2 separate regions of the Homo sapiens genome follow, and region 2 is linked to region 1. A link is a loop called in an ENCODE intact Hi-C map of the cell type or tissue named here. Cell type or tissue: heart left ventricle. All regions are shown on one strand. Each heading gives the region's core, and the rest is flanking DNA. Links, peaks and the distances in the headings are about the cores only.

Region 1 (10,636 bases), core at 1,519-9,518:
CAGAGGCCAACAGCCAGCAGGCCACACTCACCAGACCTGCCTGCCCCAGCCTCGGCCGGGTCTTGTACCACAGTGGGTGGGCCACACTCAGGAAGCGTTCAATGCTCACAGCTGCCAGGAAGAGGGCGGTGAGATAGATGGTGGTGAAGAAGATGAATCCAGAGAGTGGGCAGAGGATGAAGGGCAGGGGCCAGTGCATGCCATTGGCTGCCTCCACCATGCGGAAAGGCAGGAACAGCAGCAGGAGCAGGTCCGAGGCGGTCAGGTTGAGCAGGAGCACGTCCACGGCCACCGGGCGGCGCTGCAGCTTGCCCACGAAGACCACCAGGGCCAGCAGGTTGAGGGGGAGCCCCACCAGGAAAGTGAGAAGGTACACCGAGAAGACGAACCAGTGATTGCCGGAGAAGTAGGACTGGTCGGGGCCTGTATCCATGGTGGTGGCCACTGGTGAGAGAGAGTAACATGGAGTTGGTAGTGGGGGCCCTAACGGCCTCTGGCCAGCAGCATCTCCCCTAAAAGGGCACGAGGTCACTACGCCCACCCCTCTTGTCTCTGGGTGCCTTCCAGGCGGGGTCAGCCTGCCTGTCTTCCTGAGCATGCCCTGTCCCCTGTCCCTTCCCCAGCAGAGAAGCACCAAGGTGCTCCTCCACCCAGCCCCTCGGGCCCAGGCTCACCTGCTTCTTTGAGACCCCAAATGCTCTGCCGCACAGCACCTTGCTGTCTCTCCAGACCTAGTGCAGTTGGCTATTTATCCGGCAGAACTGATAAAGACCTGGCCGTGCCCATGACGTCACTCACTGTTGAGCAGTGGCACATAGATGCCTTGAGCTCCGTTGCCAGGGCTGGTCAGCATGCTAAAAGGGGAACAAATTCCACAACTGCGTGCCTCCCTCCTCATGCAGTCTCAGCTGGGATGCTCTAAGCAGGCCCCAGCCGACGTCTTCCTCTCCCCTTCTTCACTTGAATTTTGTCTGCTTCTCTAGAATGGCATTTATCCAATTTGCCTTGTAAGGGCAGGAAGTGTGATGCAATGACAGAGAGCGAGCTCCGTGAGGTCTGTTTCTTCCTGACTTTGTGATTTGGGGGAAATGACTTAAATTCTCCATGTTTCTGCTTTCTCCCCTGCAGAACAGAGCTCATCATAATACCCATCTCATAGATCAACGCATTAACACATGCAAATTAAAACAATATGTAGGTCGATTAAAAGATTACTAATACATGTTGAGTGGTTTGACGGAAGCCTGGCGTGTGGTCGTGAGCAGGCAGCGGATGCCAGCTGCTATTTTCCCTGTCACTGGTGCAGGATTATCTCTGGGGTGACAATGTAATAATAATAACAATAATAATGGTGGTGGCGATGATGACAGCAGCTGCCTTTTCATGGGCACATAATCCATAGCAGACACTGCTTCTAGGGCAACGCTTTTATGTCATAAAATCCTTGTCCTTCACCGTAGGGAAGTGACTTGCTCCAGGTGATACAGCTTGTGAAATGTCACCACTAGGGTTCAAACCCAAGTGCTGTCCAGTTTCACAGGTGATCTATTAGTTCATTCAAACAATCACAGGGCACAATGAGATATGATTTCACATCCACTAGAATGGCCACAAGCAAAAAGTCAGACAATGCCTATGGTCGGCGAGAATGTAGAGAGATAGGGGCCTCATTCACTGCTGGTGAGAATAATGGGAGGTGGTGTCCCTGCTTTGGAAAGCAGGTGGCAGTTGCTTAAAAAGTTAAACATAAATTCACCATGCGATCCAACAATTCCACCGTAGGTATTTACTTAAGAGAAGTGGAAACTCAGGTCTACTTAAAGACTCAGTCCTAAATGTTCACAGCAGTGTTGGTCATAGTCACCAACAGTGGAAATGTTACCTGGCAGCCCATCAGCTGGTGAGTGAATAAAAAAGTGGCACATCCATATACTGGAATTCTATTTGGCAAAGAAAAGGAATGAGCTACCCATACACACTACAGCCTTATGTTGAGTGAAACAAGCCAGACGTAAAAGACCATGTACATATATTGTCAGATTTCATTTATTTATATGATATGTCCAGAATAGGCAAAGTTATAGAGTCAGAAAGTAGACTCGTGGTTGTCTGGGGGATGGAGGTAGAAATGAAGATTAAGTTGTTTTTTTTTTTTTTTTTTTTTTTTTGAGACAGGGTCTTGTTGTCGCCCAGGCTGGAGTGCAATGGTGCAATCTTGGCTCACTGCAAACTCTGCCTCCCGGGTTCAAGAAATTCTCATGCCTCAGCTTCCTAAGTAGCTAGGATTACAGGTGCCCGCCACCACGCCTGGCTAATTTTTGTATGTTTAGTAGAGATGAGGTTTCGCCATGTTGGCCAGGCTGGTCTCGAACTACTGACCTCAGGTGATCCGTCCACCCCAGCCTCCCAAAATGCTGAGATTATAGGCGTGAGCCACCCCGCCTGGCCCAAGATTAAGTTTAAATGAACATGAAGTAAAATCCTTTACTAGGGTCATGAAAATGTTCTAAAACTAGCTGATGGTAATGGACTCACACCTCAGTAAATTTACTAAAAATCATTGAATTGTACACTTAACATTGGTGAATTTGATGATATGTACATAATATCTCAATTAAGCTGTTAAAAGTGCAGCAGTAGGCTGGGTACGGTGGCTCAGGTCCGTAATTTTAGCACTTTGGCAGGCTGAGGTGGGAGGATTGCTTGAGCACAGGTTGTTTGAGACTAGCCTGGGCAACATGAGGAGACCCTATGTCCACAGGGGAAAAAAAAAAAAAAAAGAGAGAAAGAAAAAAGAAATTAGCTGGGTTTAGTGGCATGTGCCTCTGGTCCCAGCTACTTGGGAAGCTGAAATGGAAGAATCGCTTGAGCCCAGGAATTCAAGGCTGCAGTGAGCCATGACTGTGTCACTGCACTCCATCCTGAGCAACAGAGTGAGACTGTGTCTAAAAAAAAAAAAAAAAAAAAAAAACAACACGCAGTTGTGAACAAAAAGTTTTTGCTGTCATGCTGTTTACATTACATTTGGTGGTGAGGGCTTGGGGGATGGAGTAGGGGAAGGATCATGAAGACGTGGATACTGAAGAGGCAAAGAGCCACTGGAGGGAACATTGGGGCAGGGGAGTCACGGGTGCACAGACTTGGCCTGCTGGGGGAGCTGATAGGAGGTTTGGGTCTCACAGGAGTGAGAGGCGCCTGGGGTGGATCACACTGAGTCTCCTGGGCCCCAGGGAGGCACTGGATTTGCCCTAAGTGGGGGGAGGCAGGAGGAACTGGGAGAAGCAGCCCAGTACCCAGCAGGGGCTATGGAGCAGGAGTCAAAGAGAGTGGGCCCTGGCACCCTGTGATGCGGGAGGAGGCACTGGGGCTCCCTGGGGTGGAGTTTGGGTTTTTACTGAAATTCCCTGGTGTTGTCACTGCACAAGTGCCGGGCTTGTTTCTGGCTTCCAAAAGAAGTTACTTAATTTCTCTGGCCTGTTTCCATATTGATAAAACAGACATAGAACTTTCTTTGGAAGGCTAGTAGAGGCATTCATTCATTCATTGAGCGAACATTTACTGAGCACCTACTGCGTGCCACTCTGTCTTCTGGGCGCTGGGGATATATCATCAATTACAAGAAAAATCCTTGCATGCGTAGACATTTCAGCCTGAACAGAGCTCATTTGTAGAAATTGGTGCGTGCACCCCAGCTGGTGGCTGCCATTTGTTGTGCTCCAATACATCATCATGTGCATGGCATTGCTGTAATTTAGAGCAGGTGCCCAGGTGTCTGTCTCCTTCACAGCCACAGCCACTCCCTTCTGACCTCCCTCTCATGGATGTGGGATGCTATCCTTTGCGAAATGGACCACAAATACAGGGTTAACCCCCACACCCCCAGGTTTCCCAAATGTCCCCTGGCTCTTGGGGGTTCTGCTTGGAAGGATCACATCCTGCTTTTACCCCTTCCTTGCTGTAGGGCCTTAGGCAAGTTTCTTCATCCCATTCCAGGATCGTAGCTACCTGGTGCAGCACCTTTGTGCAAATTAGGTGCTCCCTTTCCAGAGGAGCCCATCCCGCACCAAGTGCTGCCTAAGGAGTGGCTGGTGTATTTCTTCAAATTAGAACACAATACTCCTTCCCTTGATGCAAGCAAGGCAGGCATGTGGCTTGTTGAGCAAAGCACAGGCTAGAATTTAGTCAGTGTTTGCTCCTCTGCCCAGTACCTTCGTGTAGTGAACACCCGCTCATCCGTACGGCAGTGGCAAGGCTAAACCACAGCGTTGTGTGAAGCTGAAGTGAGACAACACTCACTGTAGACACTCAGCGTGACACCCATCACGTATTACAGACTATATAGTTGACCTTTGAATAGCACAGGTTTGAACTGTGCAGGTCCACTTACTTGTGGATTTTTTTCAATAAATACATTGGAAACATTTTCAGAGATTTGCAACAATTTGAAAAAACTTACAGAGGAACTACAAGCCTAGAAATATATTTTTAAAATTAAGCAAAAGTTAAGTATGCCACGAATACAAAAAATATATGTAGGTACTAGTCTATTTACTGCCACTAGTCTATTTACTGCCATACATACTAGTCTATGTATGCCAAAATGGATACAAAGCTTTTTTTTTTTTTTTTTTTGAGACAGGATCTGGCTCTATTACCCAGGCTGGAGTGCAATGACATGATCTCGGCTCACTGCAACCTCTGCGTCCCAGGCTGAAACCATCCTTCCACCTCAGCCTCCCAAGTACCTGGGACTACAGGCACACGCCACCATGCCCAGCTAAATTTTTTGTATTTTTGGTAAAGACAGGGTTTCTCCATGTTGCCCAGGCTGGGCAAATCTCTTATAGAAAGTTAAAATTGGCAGGGTACCGTGGTTCACGCCTGTAATCCCAGCACTTTGGGAGGCCGAAGCGGGTGGGTCAACTGAGGTCAGGGGTTCGAGACAGGCCTGGCCAACATGGTGAAACCCCATCTCTACTTACAATACAAAAAATTAGCCAGGTGTGGTGGTAGGTGCCTGTAATCCCAGCCACTTGGGAGGCTGAGGCAGGAGAATTGCTTGAACCTGGGAGGCGGAGGTTGCAGTGAGCCAAGATCACACCATTGCACTCCAGCCTGGGAGACAGAGCAAGACTCTGTCTAAAAACAAAACAAAACAAAAAAGTTAAAATTTATCAAAAATATATGCACGCAAACACAAACTCTATTTGATGCCATTTGAAGTCAAGAGAAATGCAAGCAAACATAAAGATGTGCAGTATTAAAGTCATAAGTGCATATTTACTGTAGACATACTGTACTCCTATAATAATTTCGTAGCCACCTCCTGTGCTTTCTCCGTGAGCTCAACTGTTGAGTATCTGCTTCCAACACCACGTGAAGCTAATCACCTCCTGGTGAGCAGTTCTCGCCAGTACACTGTGTACAGAAGTAAAAAGTGATCTTTCATAGTCATTGCATATGTTTCACCATGTTTAATGCAATACCGTAAACTTTGAATAACCCCCTTGGCCCCAAATGCGGGGCCACTAGTGATGCCAGAGCTGCTTCCAAGAAGCAAAGAAAAGTCATGACATTATAAAAAAGGGTTGAACTGCTTGATATCTACCACAGATTGAGATCTGCAGCCGCGGTTACTGCCGCTTGAGACAGACAACTTCTCTTATAAACAGACAACAAAACTTACAGTATTGATAAATACAGCACAGTGCTGTGAAGGTATTTTCTCTTTCTAATAATGTTTTCAGTAACATGTACTTTTCTCTAGCTTACTTTATTGTAAGAATACAGCACATAATATATATAACATACAAAATATGTCTTTTTTCTTTTTTTTCCAGAGACAGGATCTTGCTCTGTCACCCAGGCTGGAGTGCAGTGGTGCGATCATGGCATTGCAGCCTCAATCCTGGGCTCAAGGGATCCTCCCACCTCAGACCCCTGAGTAGCTGGGACTACAGGCACGCACCACCACGCCCAGCTAATTATTTTTATTTTTATTATTTGTAGAGGTGGGGGTCTCACTATCTTGCCCAGGCTGCTCTTGAACTCCTGGCTTCGAGCAGTCTTCCCGCCTCGGCCTCCTAAAGTGCTGGGATTACAGGCATAAGCCACTGTGCCTGGCTTCAAATATGTCTTACTCAATTGTTTATATACTGGGTAAAGCTTTTGGTCAACAGTAGGCTATTAGTAGTTGAACTTTGGGGGAGTCAAAGTCATGCACAGATTTTCCACTGCGTGGGGTTCGGCACCCCATCCCCACGTTGTTCAAGAGTCAACTCCGTAGCCTTTGCCCATCACTGCGGGACCTTGCATTTTCCCTCCCCGGCTGAAGCATCTTTTCCTGCCAGCCTCCGTTCCAAGCTCCAAGGCTGCCCCCTTGCGAGTTTCACATGGTATAACAGCGTCATTATCCTGCCTCCTGCCTCCTCTCCTACTCGGAAATCAAATGTTCTCTCCTGGGAACTGATTTCAGAGTAGCTGTCCTCAAGTGCATCACCGGAGTGGCAGTTCCTGTGGGTCAGAAACAGACTGCCTCCTCCTTCCCGTAAGTACAAGGCCTCTGCTCGCGGCCCACGGAAGACAGGCAGGTGAGGACGTGCAGAGGGGAGAGAAAGATAGGCGAGGAAGGGACAAACTTCCTCGACACGTGCAGGGGCAAACTTACCTCCCCCTGCCACCGTGCTCTGGCTCGGTGCTCCTCTCTTGACTGGGGTGCTGCCCTCAGCAGGCGCCGCTCTCTGCTTGAGTGGCTCCAGGGAGGCCTCCGGGCCAGGCTGCCCTGCAGTTCCTCCGAAGCAGCCCCCCGCAGGGGCCTGGAGAAGCAGCCGGGCCCTCCTGCCCCATGCTCCTTCCCCCGAGCAGTGGCGTTACTTCTGGGACTTGCCCCCTTGCGTTCTTGCCGCACACACTGTCTTCAGGCCAGGACCCCTTCCCAAGTAACCGGTCACCAGCGGATTAAGCACCACACTCCAGGCACCCGTGATGAGCCCCAGCTTCCGCCAGGAGCCTCCTAGATTGGGGTACAGGAAGCTGGCCACGTTGGAGGCGTTGTAGGGTCCTACGCAGAGCAGCAGCGTGAGGAGGGCCCCGCCGGCCACCCAGGCGGCCCGCAGCTTCCGCCTGTGCGTCAGGCCGGAGCGGGCCAGTGCCCGGAGGCAGCCCACGTAGCAGAAGGCTGTGATGGCCAAGGGCAGAAAAAAGAGCAGGAGAGAGAGGCTGAAGCGGGCCGGGCCGGCAGAGGCCGGGTCCCAGGCCTCCAGGCAGACCGGAGAGCCGTTGACCGGTGTGTTGATGCCCAGGGAGGTGTTGCTGTGGTCCAGCCAGCCTCCTGGAGCCTCCAACCCAAAGACCAGACCCAGGTGACACAGGACGAGGGCCCAGATGGCCGCGCACACCCCCCAGGAATAGCACGGCCTCCGGAAGGCTTGGTAGCCCAAGGGGAAGGCTGCTCCCAGGTAGCGGCCTGCACTCAGGGCGGCCAGGAAGCCCCCGCCGGCATAGAGTGGGAAGAAGTGGGCCACCGCGAAGACGGGGCACAGCGAGGCCGGCAGAGGCCAGGCCCCGGAGGCTAGCGCCTCCACCGCCTTCAGGGGCAGAGAGACTGTCAGCAGCAGGTCGGAGCAGCCCAGGTTCAGGGCGTAGACCAGGCTAGGGGTGAGACGGAGCCGGGCGTGGGCCGTCGCGCCTCGGATGGCCAGGACGTTGAGCGGGAAGCCCAGCGCAAAGGCGGCCACATAGAGGCCGAAGGAGAGCTGCGGGGGCAGGTCCATGGGGCCGCCGTCCTGGCCTGCACGGCTCCTGTGTGCAACCTGGCTCCCTGTCCTCAGATCTTGGGGCCCCGGAGAGGAGGGGCTCCTGGGATCACTCGCGGGTTCCAGCCCTGTGTGGAGAATTACAATTCACCTGGTGGGATCAGGGAGGAAACGAGGCCCACAGAGAAAGGCAGCAGTCAGGGAGCAGCGGAGCCTGGATGAGAAGCCAGGACCTGTGGCCCCCAGTCCTGTGCTTTCTCTCCACCATGTCACCTCTTAAAACCAGGGAAGCTCCTGCAGCGTCACAGGAGATAGGATGTGGCGCACAGGTCCCAGAGGAAGAAAGCTTCTCGATTTCTGAGACTCTGTGGGGAGGAGGGGTGGAGAGAATTCAGAACAGGGCTGGGCCCACAGCCTGAGCCTTCCCTGGGAATGGGAGTTTGACTCCTGAGCCCACTGCCCTCCCTGGTTCCCTGGCAAGGCAGGAGCTGCCCCCACCCCCCACCCACATTGGAAAGCCGGCGGGGCAGCAGGGAGGAGAAGGGTGTGGATAAGGTGAGGGTGTGGCCAGGGACAGGAAAAGGGGGTCCCCCAGGGAGAGCCCAAGGGTCAGCCAGGCCCCATCCATGTCACGGTTGAGCTTAGCAGTTCTCAGGGGCCACCTGGGCAGGGGGTCTGGGGGTCTGGGGAACAGTCAGGTGAAGAGAGGAGCCACAGAGAGAGGGACCCACCTCCTGGTGCTGCCAGATGTCTCTGAGGCTCAGCAGTCCCCTCAGCGGGCTGATGGAGGATGCCCGGGATGGGCAGTGAGCCGGAAGGGGAGGAGGGCGGGTGACAGGGCCATTAGCCTGAGGTTCTAGCAGCTTGGGTGAGCAGCTAATGGGGCATCCCGGCTGGAGGTGAGGCCACGCCAGAGGAGGTGAGGGGCTGGGAAGATGCAGGAACACAGAGGGGCCAGGGAGGAATTGGGGTCCTGTCTGGGTAGGGGCCGAGTGTGTAGCCAGTGCCTCTCAAGAGCAGGGCTTGGGGGCTCGGCCACAACCCAGCGCTATTCCCTCCCCAGCCCTCCTGCCTGTTCACACCTGCGCTGGGGCCAGGTCTTCTCCACCCTTGATGCACCCCTGGGCAGGTCCCGGGCCTCACTGGCTCACCCCTGACAACACAGGGTGCCCTGTGACTGCAGCCATGAAGCCATCTCCAAGTGGCAGTGGGTGTGTGGGGTAAGGAGTGATCACACCCGGGTGCGGTTCTGCACAGGCTGTGGGCTTGTTTTAGTTTTTGCGAGGAGGGCCCCTCTGTTCTCCCTCTGCTTCCGCACTAGCCCCATGGTGGTGGCTTCCGACCTTCCCAGGGCTGGAGGAAGGAGCGGGAGGAGGAAGGCAAGGGGCGGGGGCAGCCTCTGCTGACCAGCACTGGAGGGCCCAGGTTGTGGCCCCCACTCTGCCTGTCAAGGGGTGGCACAGATGTCCAAGCCGACTCCCCCCAGGGTGCATGGCTGGGGACACTGGGGGACACTCCCCAAGGCACAGGGAATGTGGCACCGGCCGGCTGCGTAGCTTCCTTCTCTCAGCCCTGGAAGTCCTCCCAGCCTTTCATGTTTCCCACTGGGGTCACCTGAGCCTCCCAGGAGGACCTAAGGAAGATTTCTAACCTCTCTGGATGCTCTCTCAGGTGTGCCCACGCCTGCTGGTGAGAAGCCAGCTCTGCTCTGTGATTCTGTCTCTGTCTCTCAATGTGCCCGTGTCTTTCTGTCTGTCTGTCAGTCTGTCTCTATTTCCTGCCTCAGAATGACAACACAGCTCTCCACATCAGTTTTCTCAGGCGTGTATGGGTCACCTGACCACTCTGCCCCTTCCGAATTCCAGGTCCCCCATCATAAACCTCTCTCTGTGTGGCCTCCTGGCAGCTCTGGTCACCAGGCTTCAGGGGGGACAGCAAGGGGGTCTCAGCCTATCACTAACTCCCTCAAAGACACCATCTCACTGCTTTTCATACCTCGGAGCCACTAAATTGGTCCATGCTCGCCTTTTTCTCGAGAGCAGCACCTGGGGTGCAGCGCCCGCTGTGAGCGGAGAACTGGCCTCCTACTGTTCAGTGTGTTGTTGGGAACTGAGAAATGGACAGAATGGAGGAAGAATCCACAGCAGTGTGGTTTCCCCTCCTGCAGCAAGAGCGAAGCCCTGGGGAGCCATTGGGTTTTCCAGATCTTCTCTGCTTTGGCCCCACCCACCTGGCGTCTGGATCTTTGCCCAAGGTCACCTTCTCCGAGGGCCTTCCCGGGTGCCTCAGCCACACTCATCCCTCCTGTGAATCTCACTTTTGTTGTCTTTCTTCAGTGCGACATCGTCTTGGCTGGCTCCTGAGCTAGAATGCCGGCCTCCTGAGGGCAAAGGCTTTGGTCTGCTTTGTCTACTACACGTTGCACAGCAGGTGTTTGGGAACCTAAATGCACGATCCATTGTCTGGACCCTGGGAGGACTGTGAGAGCTGGGGTTGTGGAGGGCGGCCTGCGTCTGGAGTCCTGGCCCCCTAGCTTCCTGGCCACCTGCTCTTCACCTGCTCTTCACGCCTCAGCAATGTCTATTGATGGCCATATCTCATGGTCAATCAGCCATGTAGTAGGTTTATGTCAGCAGCTGTGCTGAGGGACAGGGTGGGAAGGGGAAGATGCTCGATGGTTGCCAGGGAGCTTAAGCCAGGCCCTTCAGGCTTAGGACTGCCTCAGCTCCCTCCAGGGTATCTTGCCTTAAAAACCCTTGGCGGCTCTCGACTAGAGATCCCCAAGGTTGGTCCTACGCCTTATCTTTTTGGTGTCCTAACAACTGGCTCTGTACTGGGTGCATTTCCAGGTGCTCAGTATCTGTGTGCAGAATGAATGAAGA
Region 2 (10,636 bases), core at 1,294-9,293, 240 kb before region 1:
GGCTAATTTTTGTATTTTTAGTAGAGACGGGGTTTCACTGTGTTGGCCAGGCTGGTCTTGAACTTCCGACCTTGTGATCTGCCTGCCTCAGCTTCCCAAAGTGCTGGGATTACAGGTTTGAGCCACTGTGCCTGGCCAGAGTACCCCATTTTTAAAGAAAAAAAAGGATTTTTTTCCTTTTTCTTTTCCCCCCATCTCCTACTTAACTCTTTAGGAATGCAACTGTAACCTCCCTACATGGCAAGCTTATCTAACAATATGTTTACTTAGAAGTTCCAGGGACTGAACCTTGAAACAAATCAGGCACCCCCAGAATTCTCTCCCATCAGATTGCCTTGAGACAATGGTCAATTTCTCTTCTCACGATGGTGACAGCTAGAACACCTGATAGATAAGACATCAAAGCATGTCACATAGACCCCACACCTCCTTGCCCCCCACCTTTATGTCATTCACATCAAGCCCCCCTTTAAAAGTCCCTGCTTTCTGTCCTGAAAGCTGAAGCAATACCCTTAAGGCAGGAACCTGTACCTCTTCCCCTCACCTGAGCTCTGGAATAAAGTCACCTTCTTTCTACCAGAACTTGCTCTTGTTAATTGGACTCTGCAAGCGTGGAGTGACTGGACCTGTGTTTGGGTATAAAACCTTCATTATAAATTCACTGTTCCCTTATAAAACTCTCACCCTGTAAAACTTCTTTGTCTTCTGTTTTTTTTTTTTTTTTTTTTTTTTTTTCAGAGACAGGGTCTTCTCTCCCAGGCTGTAGGAGTGCAAAGGCACAATCATAGCTCAGTGCAGCCTCAAACTCCTGGGCTCAAGTGATCCTCCTGCCTCAGCTTCCTGAGTGGCTGGGACTACAGGTGCACACCACCAGGCCCAGCTAACTAAAATTTTGTTTTGTTTTGTTTTTGTTTTGCTGGGTGTGGTGGCTGACGCCTGTAATCCCAATACTTTGGGAGGCCGAGGTGGGCGGATCACCTGAGGTCAGGAGTTTGAGGCCACCTTGGCTAACATAGTGAAACCCCGTCTCTACTAAAAATACAAAAATTAGCCGGGCGTGGTGGCACGCACCTGTAATCCCAGCTACTTGGGAGGCTGAGGCAGAACTCGGGAGGTGGAGGTTGAAGTGAGCCAAGATCCTGCCACTGCACTCCAGCCTGGGTGACACAGCGAGACTCTCTCAAAAAAAAAAAAAAAAAAAAAAAATTTTTTTCTTTTGGTAGAGATGGGGTTTTGCTACAATGTTGCCCATGCTGGTCTTGAATTCCTGGGCTCAGGTGATCCTCCCACCTCTGCCCCCCAAAGTAAAACTTCTGTTAGCTCTCTCACTGTTCCTTTTATAATATCCTTTACTTCGTCCCTATGAATCCTGCGGGGTCCTGCTGTAAACCTTTCCTGTTCGCCCATAAGCTCCCTGCCCCTTTAGCTCCTCTAAGACCTTATTTGACCACCTATTCACTCCTCTTGCTGGGACTATAGGCGCCCGCCACCACGCCCGGCTAATTTTTGTATTTGTAGTAGAGACAGGGTTTCAGTCTCTACTTCTTTGTCACCTTACAAAGTCCTGCCCTGTCTCCCTCTAACACCTCTCAACTTCTGAAACCAGCTTTCTGACTCTTTGAACTCCCTCTCCAACCACGTACAACAGCCTTCCTGTTCTAAACCCGTGCCCTTGTGACATATGTCTGTGTCCACTTATATCACCCCTGAGGTTCCTTTATGATACCCTTTCTGCTCTCATCATTTCCCCTCTACTCTAACACTCCTCCTCCTACTCCTGCCCTCCTGGAACATTCCCAGGAGGGCACCTAGGTCTGGCACTATGCTCTTCCTTGATCACCAACCACAGGGGATTACCATGGCGGCCAGGCAGGCCCCGCCTCCTAGCCTGTCTCTCTACTTCTACTGGCCAATTGGAGGTGGTATGTCATAGGGTGGGAACCAACACCTGGCTTCTGATTGGTTTGATGGGGTGACAGCTCCTTCTACTCTCTCAAGTGATTGGCCAATTGAGGAATCCCTGGTTCCACCTTCAAAACAGACCTATAAATAAGCCTCATTTCCTTGATCATCTTTGTTTAAAGATTCCTCCTGAGCATCTTGAGAGAAAAGCACTACTTGGGGCAAGAGTGATGTAGGCCTCGGAGTCTTGTGTTTCAGGAAAAACACAATGCATTTTCTCTGCTCTCATACCACAACAGTCAACACAGAAGAGTTCTTTGATCAAATGTGTGGGTTCCCCCCTTTTTCCCCACCCCCTCAAGCCCCTCCAACACCAAGCAAACAATCATTTCTTTTCTTCCTTCCTTTCCTTTCCTTTCTTTCCTTCATTCTTTCCCCCTTCCCTTCCCCTCCCCTCCCTTTCCCTTTCCCCTTCCCTTCCCCTTCCCCTTTCCCTTTCCCTTTCCCTTCCCTTCCCTCTTTTCTTCCTTTTCCTTCTCTTCTTTCTTTTCCTTCTTTCTTCTTGCTCTGTCTTCCAGGCTGGAGTGTGGTGATGTGATCTTGGCTCACTGCAACCTCCGCCTCCTGGGTTCAAGTGATTCTCCTGCCTCAGCCACCTGAGTAGCTGGGACTACAGGTGCGCACCACCATGCCTGGCTAATTTTTTGTATTTTTAGTAGAGACGGGGTTCTGCCATGTTGACTAGGCTGGTCTCGAACGCCTGACCTTAAGTGATCCGCCTGCCTTGGCCTCCTAAAGTTCTAGGATTACAGGCATTACGCCCGGCCTACTTCTATTTTTTAAGTTTTTAATTTTTTTATTTTTTGAGACAGAGTCTCACTCTGTTGTTCAGGCTGGAGTGCAATGGCGTGATCTCGGCTCACTGCAACCTCCGCCTCCTGCATTCAAGTGATTCTCCTGCCTCAGCCTCCCAAGTAGCTGGGATTACAGGCACCTGCCACTATGCCTGGCTAATTTTTGTATGCTTAGTAGAGACTGGGTTTCACCATGTTAGTGAGGCTGGTCTCGAACTCCTGACCTCAGGTGATCAGCCCATCTTGGCCTCCCAAAATGCTGGGATTGCAGGAGTGAGCCACCGCGCCTGGCCTACTTCTATTTTTTTTAAGACAAGGTTTTGTTCTGTTGCTAGTCTGGAGTGTAGTGGTGTGAACACGGCTCACTGCAGCCTTGACCTCCTGGGCTCAAACAACCTCCTGCCCCAAACTTCTGAGTAGCTGGGGCTACAGGTGCAAGCCACCATGCCAGGTTAATTTTGAAATTTTTTGCAGAGATGGGGTCTCACTATGTTGCCCAGGCTGATCTTGAACTCCTGGGCTCAAGTTATTTATGTATGTATTTATTTGAGACAGGGCCTCACTCTGTCACCCAGGCTGGAGTGCAGTGATGTGATGATGGCTCACTGCAGCCTCGACTTCCTGGGCTCAGGTTATCCTCCTGCCTCAGTCTCCCAAGTAGCTGGGACTATAGGCGTGTGCCACCACACCCAGCTAACTTCTTTGTATTTTTAGTAGAGACGGAGTTTCACCATGTTTTCCAGGCTGATCTCAAACTCCTGGGCTCAAGTGATCCACCCACCTCGGCTTCCCGAAGTGCTGATATTACAGGCATGAGCCTTTGAACCTGGCTATTTTTTTTTTTTGAGATGGAGTCTCCCTCTGTCGCCAGGCTGGAGTGCAGTGGTGCGATCTCGGCTCACTGCAACCTCTGACTCCCTGGTTCAAGCGATTCTCCTGCCTCAGCCTCCCTAGTAGCTGGGATTGCAGGCATCCGCCACCACGCCCAGCTAATTTTTGTATTTTTAGTAGAGACAGGGTTTCACCTTGTTGGCCACGATGGTCTCCTGACCTCGTGATCTGCCTGCCTTGGCCTCCCAAAGTGCTGGGATTACAGGTGTGAGCCAACGCGCCCGGCTCTGGCTATTTTTTTTTTAAGTGCATTATGAAAATATTTTATAACTTGTGTGTTTAGATCATGTGCCTTAAATATGATTATTGGTATGTTTTGCTTTAGGTCTACTATTATTTGTTTTTTATTTCCACTTTTCTGTGTTTTGTTCCTTGTTTTCCCTTTTCCTTCTTTCTTTTGGATTATTCAAATACTATTTTAGTACTCCATTTTAATTTATTTATTGTGATTTTCACTATATATCTTTGCAAGTTTTAAGTGATTGCTCTACGGATTATGGTAAACACACTTAAACATTCTATAGTCTACCTAGATTGAATATTTTGCAACTTCAAGTGGAATATGGAAAACTTCCACCATATTGGTCCCTTCATTGTCTCCCATGTATGCGTTAGCTTTCACATGCATTATAAAGACATGTATTGAAAATACATCCGTCCAGGGCTGTGGCTCACGCCTGTAATCCCAGCACTTTGAGAGGCTGAGGTAGGTGGATCACCTAAGGTCAGGAGTTCAAGACCAGCCTGGCCAACATGGTGAGACCCCGTCTCTACTAAAAATACAAAAATTAGCTGGGCATGGTGGTGGGCGCCTGTAATCCCAGCTACTAGGGAGACTGAGGCAGGAGAATCGCTTGAACCCAGGAGGTGGAAGTTGCAGTGAGCCAAGATCACACCACTGCACTCCAGCCTGGGTGACAGAGTGAGACTCTATCTCCAAAAAAAAAAAAAAAAGAAAAAAAAAAAACGAAAAGAAAAACGCCAGGCACGGTGGCTCATGCCTGTAATCCCAGCACTTTGGGAGGTTGAGGAGGGCAGATCCCGAGGTCAGGAGATCGAGCCCATCCTGGCTAACAAGGTGAAACCCCGTCTCTACTAAAAATACAAAAATTTAGCTGGGCGTGGTGGCGGGTGCCTGTAGTCCCGGCTACTCGGGAGGCTGAGACAGGAGAATGGCGTGAACCCGGGAGGCGGAGCTGGCAGTGAGCCGAGACCACACCACTGCACTCCAGCTTGGGTGACAGAGTGAGACTCCATCTCAAAAAAAAAAAAAAAAAAAAAAACCCTCCCAAAGTGCTGGGATTACAGGCGTGAGCCACCATGCCCAGCAGTCATTCCTTTCAATGGCAAAAACCGCAATTATTTTTGCATCAACTACACACACAGACACACACACACACACATATCTCATGTCACCTGCAGATACAGTTTTATTTCTTCCTTTCCAATCTAAATGCCTTTTTTTCTTTTTTGAGACAGAGTCTCACTCTATTCCTCAGGCTGGAGTGCAGTGTTGGTGTGATCATAGCTCACTGCAGTCTCAAAGTCCTGGGCTCAAGTGATCTCCCTGCCTCAGCCCCCTGAGCAGGTAGGACTACAGGCATGTGCCACCATGCTTGGCTAATTTTTTAATATTTTTTGTAGAGATGGGGTCATGCTGTGTTGCCTAGGCTGGTCTTGACATCCTAGTCTCAAGTGATCCTCCTGCCTCCCAAAGTGTTAGGATTACAGACGTCAGCCACTGCGCCGGGCCCTGTTTGCGTTTTTTTCTTGCAGTGACTAGAACTTCCAGCACTATGTCAAATAGGAGTGTCAAGAGCAGACATCCTTTCCTTGTTGTTGATCTTATAGGGAAAGTATTCCATCCTTCATCATTAAATATGATATATATTTGGTGTGTTTAAATCTATTATTGTTATTACTATTATTATTATTATTATTATTTGAGACGGAGTTTTGCTCTTGTTGCCCAGGCTGGAGTGCAATGGCGCCATCTCGGCTCACTACAACCTCCGACTCCCGAGCTCTAAGCGATTCTCCTGCATCAGCCTCCCGAGTAGCTGGGATTACAGGTGACTGTCACCACGGCTGGCTAATTTTTATATTTTTAGTAGAGACGAGGTTTCACCATGTTGGCCGGGCTGGTCTCGAACTCCTGACCTCAATTGATTTACCTGCCTCAGCCTCCCAAAGTCCTGGGATTACAGGAGTGAGCCACCGCGCCTGGCCGTTATTAATATTTTTGATGTTTAAGTTGTACCACTCTGGGCCAGTGGGCGCTCCTTCAAGTTAGCTTCTATGTCGAAAATAAAAATGATTTGTTAAGAGAAAGGTAAGTGATTAACAAGTGACTCCAGCAGGTAAAAAGATTGAATTGCTACTAACGGTCGATGGGAGGCAGTGTTGTCCACCTAGTGCTTAAGAACACGGCTTTTGGTGGCAGATTTCCTGGTTCCCAATCCTGGCCCCTCAGTGAATTCGCTGTGAGACCTGCACTGTGTCTTTCCAGCTCCCTGTGCTTTATCCTCAGTCTGTAAGAATGCAGGCTATAGGGTTAGTGTGGAGACCAAAAGAATCAATACTCCGAAGCTGCTCATAACAGTGGCTTGTACTTGACTCCGAGAGTTGCTGCTTTCACCATCATAGTGAAGACAAAGTACTCAAAATCTGCTACACGAAAAAGATTACAGGCCCAGAAGATTTTGCAGGCATGTTCACTCCAACTTTTTTTTTTTTTTTTGGAGATGGAGTTTCGCTCTTGTCACCCAGGCTGCAGTGCAATGGCGTGATCTTGGCTTACTGCAACCTCCGCTTCCCGGGTTCAAGTGATTCTCCTGCCTCAGCCTCCCGAGCAGCTGGGATTACAGTTGTGTGCCACCATGCCCAGCTAATTTTTGTATTATTAGTAGAGATGGGGGTTTCACCATATTGGCCAGGCTGGTCTCGAACTCCTGACCTCAGGTGATCCACCCGCCTCAGCCTCCCAAAGTACTAGGATTACAGGCATGAGGCACCATGTCCGGCCCACTCCAATCTTTAAGAAGCAGCTAATTCCCATGACATAGAAATGTTTCCAGAACACAGAAACACATTGAATGCTTCTCAACCCATTCTGCATTGCCAGCACTGCCCCAATGCAAAGGACTGAGAACAGCCCCCAGATGAAAACTATGTAGGACCCAAATAAGGCATAAGCAAACCATATCCATCACATATTAAAAGAATAATAGAGGCCGGGCATGGTGGCTCACGCCTATAATCCCAGCACTTTGGGAGGCTGAGGCGGGCGGATCACGAGGTCAGGAGATCAAGACCATCTGGCTAACACGATGAAACCCCGTCTCTGCTAAAAATACAAAAAATTAGCCGGGTGTGGTGGTGGGCGCCTGTAGTCCCAGCTACTCGGGAGGCTGAGGCAGGAGAATGGCGTGAACCTGGGAGGCGGAGCTTACAGTGAGCCAAGATCGTGCCACTGCACTCCAGTCTGGGCGACAGAGCAAGACTCTGTCTCTAAAAAAAAAAAAAAAGAATAATAGATTGTGACCCAGTAAGGTTTTCCCAAGAGTATAAGAATGGTTCATTGTGAATAACTTTGTTAAAGGATTGAATTAAAATCTCGTATGATCATGTTAATAGATGCTGAAAAGTATTTAATATGATTCAACACAAATTTTTTTTGAGACAGGGTCTCGCTGTGTTGCCCAGGCTGGAGTACAAGGGTGTGATCATGGCTCACTGCTGCCTCTAACTCCTGGGTTCAAGTTATCCTCCCATCTCAGCCTCCTGAGTAGCTGAGAATACAGGTACCATGCCTAGCTAATTTTTTTTTCTTTTTTCAGTAGAGACGAGATCTAGCTATGTTGCCCAGGCTGGTCTCAAATTCCTGGCCTCAAATGACTCTCCTTCCTTGGCCTCCCAAAGTACTGGAATTACAGGCATGAGCCACTGTGCCTAGCCTCAATATAAAATTCTAATTTAAAAAATCTTGGCAAGCCAGGAATAGAAGAAAACATAACAAAATTGATGAAATTTTGGCTGGTCACGGTGGCTCATGCATGTAATTTCACCACTTTGAGAGGCTGAGGCAGGCAGATAATTTAAGGCCAGGGGTTCAAGACCAGCCTGGCCAACATAGAGAAATCCCATCTCTACTAAAAATACAAAAAATTAGCCCCGAGTGGTGGTGCGTGCCTGTGGTCCCAGCTACTATAGAGGCTGAGGCACTAGAATCGCTTGAACCTGGGAGGCGGAGATTGCAGTGAGCTGAGATTGTGCCGCTGCACTCCAACCTGGGTGACAGAGCCAGAGTTTGCTTCAGAAAAAAAAAAAAAAAAGATGAAATTTTTATCAGAAATCTACATCAACTGCCTGACTTAATAGTAAAACAATAGAACTAACCCATACAAGGATGGAAACAAGATTATGATGCTAATTCATATTTTGCTGAAAGGTTTAGCCCAGGAACTAAAAAAATACATATATAATGAGGTATTAAAATTGTTAAGAAATAATTCAAATTTAGCATAGACAATGTAAGTGTGTAAAATGATGAATTATTACACCAAGAAAGTTCAGTAAGTTTGCCACACAAGATATCAACATTGGAAACTCAATACCTTTCTTCTACCCCAATAATAATTTAGATTATGTAATGGAAAAAAGGATTGCTTATAATACATAAAATAAAGCTAAAGATGTACAAGTCCTATTTGATATATCATATTTATGAATAGGAAGGCTTATCATAAAGATGCTAAATCTCCCAAAACTGATAACTAAATTGATTGTAATGCAATCAAAGTCAGATAAGATTTTTTTTTTTTTGAGGTTGAGTCTCACTCCTTCGCCCAGGCTGGAGTGAAGTGGTGCAATCTCTGCTCACTGCAACCTCCACCCCCGGGTTCAAGAGATTATCCTGCCTCAGCCTCCCGAGTAGCTGGGATTACAGGCACGCACCACCACAGTGGCTAATTTTTGTATTTTTATAGAGACAGGGTTTCACTATGTTGGCCAGGCTGGTCTCGAACTCCTGGCCTCAGGTGATCCTCCCACCTCAGTCTCCCAAAGTGCTAGGATTACAGGTGTGAGCCACTGCACCCGGCCTTATTTTTTACATTTATTTATTTTGGAGACAAAGTCTAGCTGTGTCCCCCAGGCTGAAGTGCAGTAGTATCACTATGACTTACTGCAGCCTCAAAATCCTGGGCTAAAGTGATCCTCTCACCTCACCCTCCTGAGTAACTGAGACTACAGGCGTGTGCCACCACGCCTGGCTAATTTTGAAAAATTTTGTAGAAAAGAGTTATCTATCGACTTGCTGCCTAGGCTGGTCTCAAAGTCCTGGGCTCAAGCCATCCTCCTCTCTCAGCCTCCCAAAGCATTGAAATTACAGGCACGAGCCACTGTGCCTGGCCTCGTTTTGTGTTTACCTGGTGCTAAATACCAGTTGGATACCCGAGAGTGAAATTCAGGTTGGATGAAGTCTGGGAGCTGAAGTGGAGGAGGCTGGCTGGCTTTCCAAGGCCTGTAGCAGAAGGTGACACTTGGGTCTGCCTGCTGATGTTGACATGGACCATCCTAACCTGACATGGCTTTGCAGCTGAATGTGACAGGCCCAGCCTGGGCTGGATCTGGAGAGGGACAGGGATGGCTAACCCTCTAGATCTGCTAACATGACAGACAATTAGGCATCATCCTATCTGCAGGCATCCCCATAACCCAGAGCATTGTCCCACAAACACATGAGATCTGCCCAGACACCCAAGCCCACAGAGGAGACAAACTCAGCATCACAACAATTACAATTAAGGTGGACTAGGGCCTTTGTTGTTTCCTTCTATTATTATTTCCTATAGACCACCCAACAAGATGGATGTCTCTGTTGGGTATGAACTTGAAGCTGTAATCCCAGATGTGCAAGAAATAGAACTCTATTCTCCTGCATCTGCACTGGTTTGGGTGGATTGGGCTGTGGAAACAGGCCAAGCATGTCATTTGTCAACATGGTAGTCTATTTTCTGCTTGACCACATGAGGCAGTTGGGGGAAGGGAGGCTGTTCCTAGAATGGTTCAGGGACCCAGGCTAATGGGGGCTTTGCCACGTCTACAACATGTGGCCTTCTAAATCATCACATGGGTATCCCTTGCCCCGTTGGCCGGGGGAGGAGGAGTTTAGAGGAGTGTCCCAGGAGACATTGAAAAGCCAGGTTTGTTTGTGGTACATGTCAGTTCTGCTCACATTCCACAGGACCAAAGCACATTTCATGGCTGCAGAGGGGAACCTCTGAGACGTGGCCAGGCAATGTTCCCAGAACAAAGAGGCGATGGGCTCTGGGGGACAGTGAGCAGTCTCTTGCCCAGCAGCTCCATTGACTTTCTACTGAGAATCCCCATTCTCCATGGTGGTGGAAACTTAGTTCTGCTAAATATTGTGCTAAATATTCATCTGGTTCTGAACTTGGGGTTGTCCATGAAGCTTGGGCATCAGAGGCAGCCCCGGGGTGTCTGTGGCCCATGGTGTCAGTCTAGATCTCTGTTTTGATTCATGCACGATGGCTCCCTGCTTATCCCTAGTTTTCCTCTACAGTTCTGTCTCCACCTGGCACTTGGGATTCCTATGGAACCCACCTTCTTCTCACTAGGCTGGGCCATGGGGTATCCTCCTTGGCTGTCTGAGGTCATTTCTTTGTAAATGTCTACACCATGTAGCATATCTTCTTTGAGAACTTGGAGCCTCTCTAGGCCTTATCTGTGAGGAGGGATTATAGATAACAGCTGGGGTCTCTGACGCCCCTCTTCCTCAGATGCAGATTCCAGGAACCTTATGGATGTACTATTGTCTAATCTCTCTCTACATTCCCTTTTCCATGAATGGGGAACCAATGCCTTTCTGGAGGGGGGAGAGGTGGTCTTCATCAGCTATTCTGCCAAAGCTATTTGCATTTCTTGAGGACTTTCCATTCTTCTCCTAAGAGCTTGACATTTGGATG

The links. Hi-C counts contacts between places; a loop is a spot of excess contacts. Peaks named below come from ENCODE experiments on the same cell type or tissue, not always from the same donor. Only the 100,000 strongest peaks of a DNase experiment are listed, where the experiment ranks them.
Region 2: it touches region 1 in a loop (5-fold over the local background); 9 of 110 quality-filtered maps call a loop at or near these places.

The regions. Positions count from the first base shown.
Region 1 is chr19:35,348,688-35,359,323 of GRCh38, reverse strand. FFAR1 (free fatty acid receptor 1) reads right to left here. Exons shown (of 2, transcript NM_005303.3): 1 at 8,486-10,636; 2 at 5,460-8,119. The coding sequence starts at 7,772. The coding sequence ends at 6,870. It overlaps FFAR3 (free fatty acid receptor 3), which reads right to left and starts at 864. Exons shown (of 2, transcript NM_005304.5): 1 at 675-864; 2 at 1-444. The coding sequence starts at 433. RefSeq lists silencers at 4,196-4,295, 10,092-10,292 and enhancers at 6,272-7,138, 8,928-9,067, 9,108-9,157. In heart left ventricle, for the core only: CTCF peaks have their summits at 6,186 and 6,385; DNase peaks (open chromatin) are centred at 6,343, 6,723 and 7,433.
Region 2 is chr19:35,587,866-35,598,501 of GRCh38, reverse strand. LINC01766 (long intergenic non-protein coding RNA 1766) reads right to left here and starts at 607. Exons shown (of 3, transcript NR_110750.1): 1 at 545-607. RefSeq lists an enhancer at 1,711-1,850. In heart left ventricle, for the core only: a CTCF peak has its summit at 6,039; no DNase peak of the experiment used is centred there; H3K27me3 peaks cover 2,633 bases.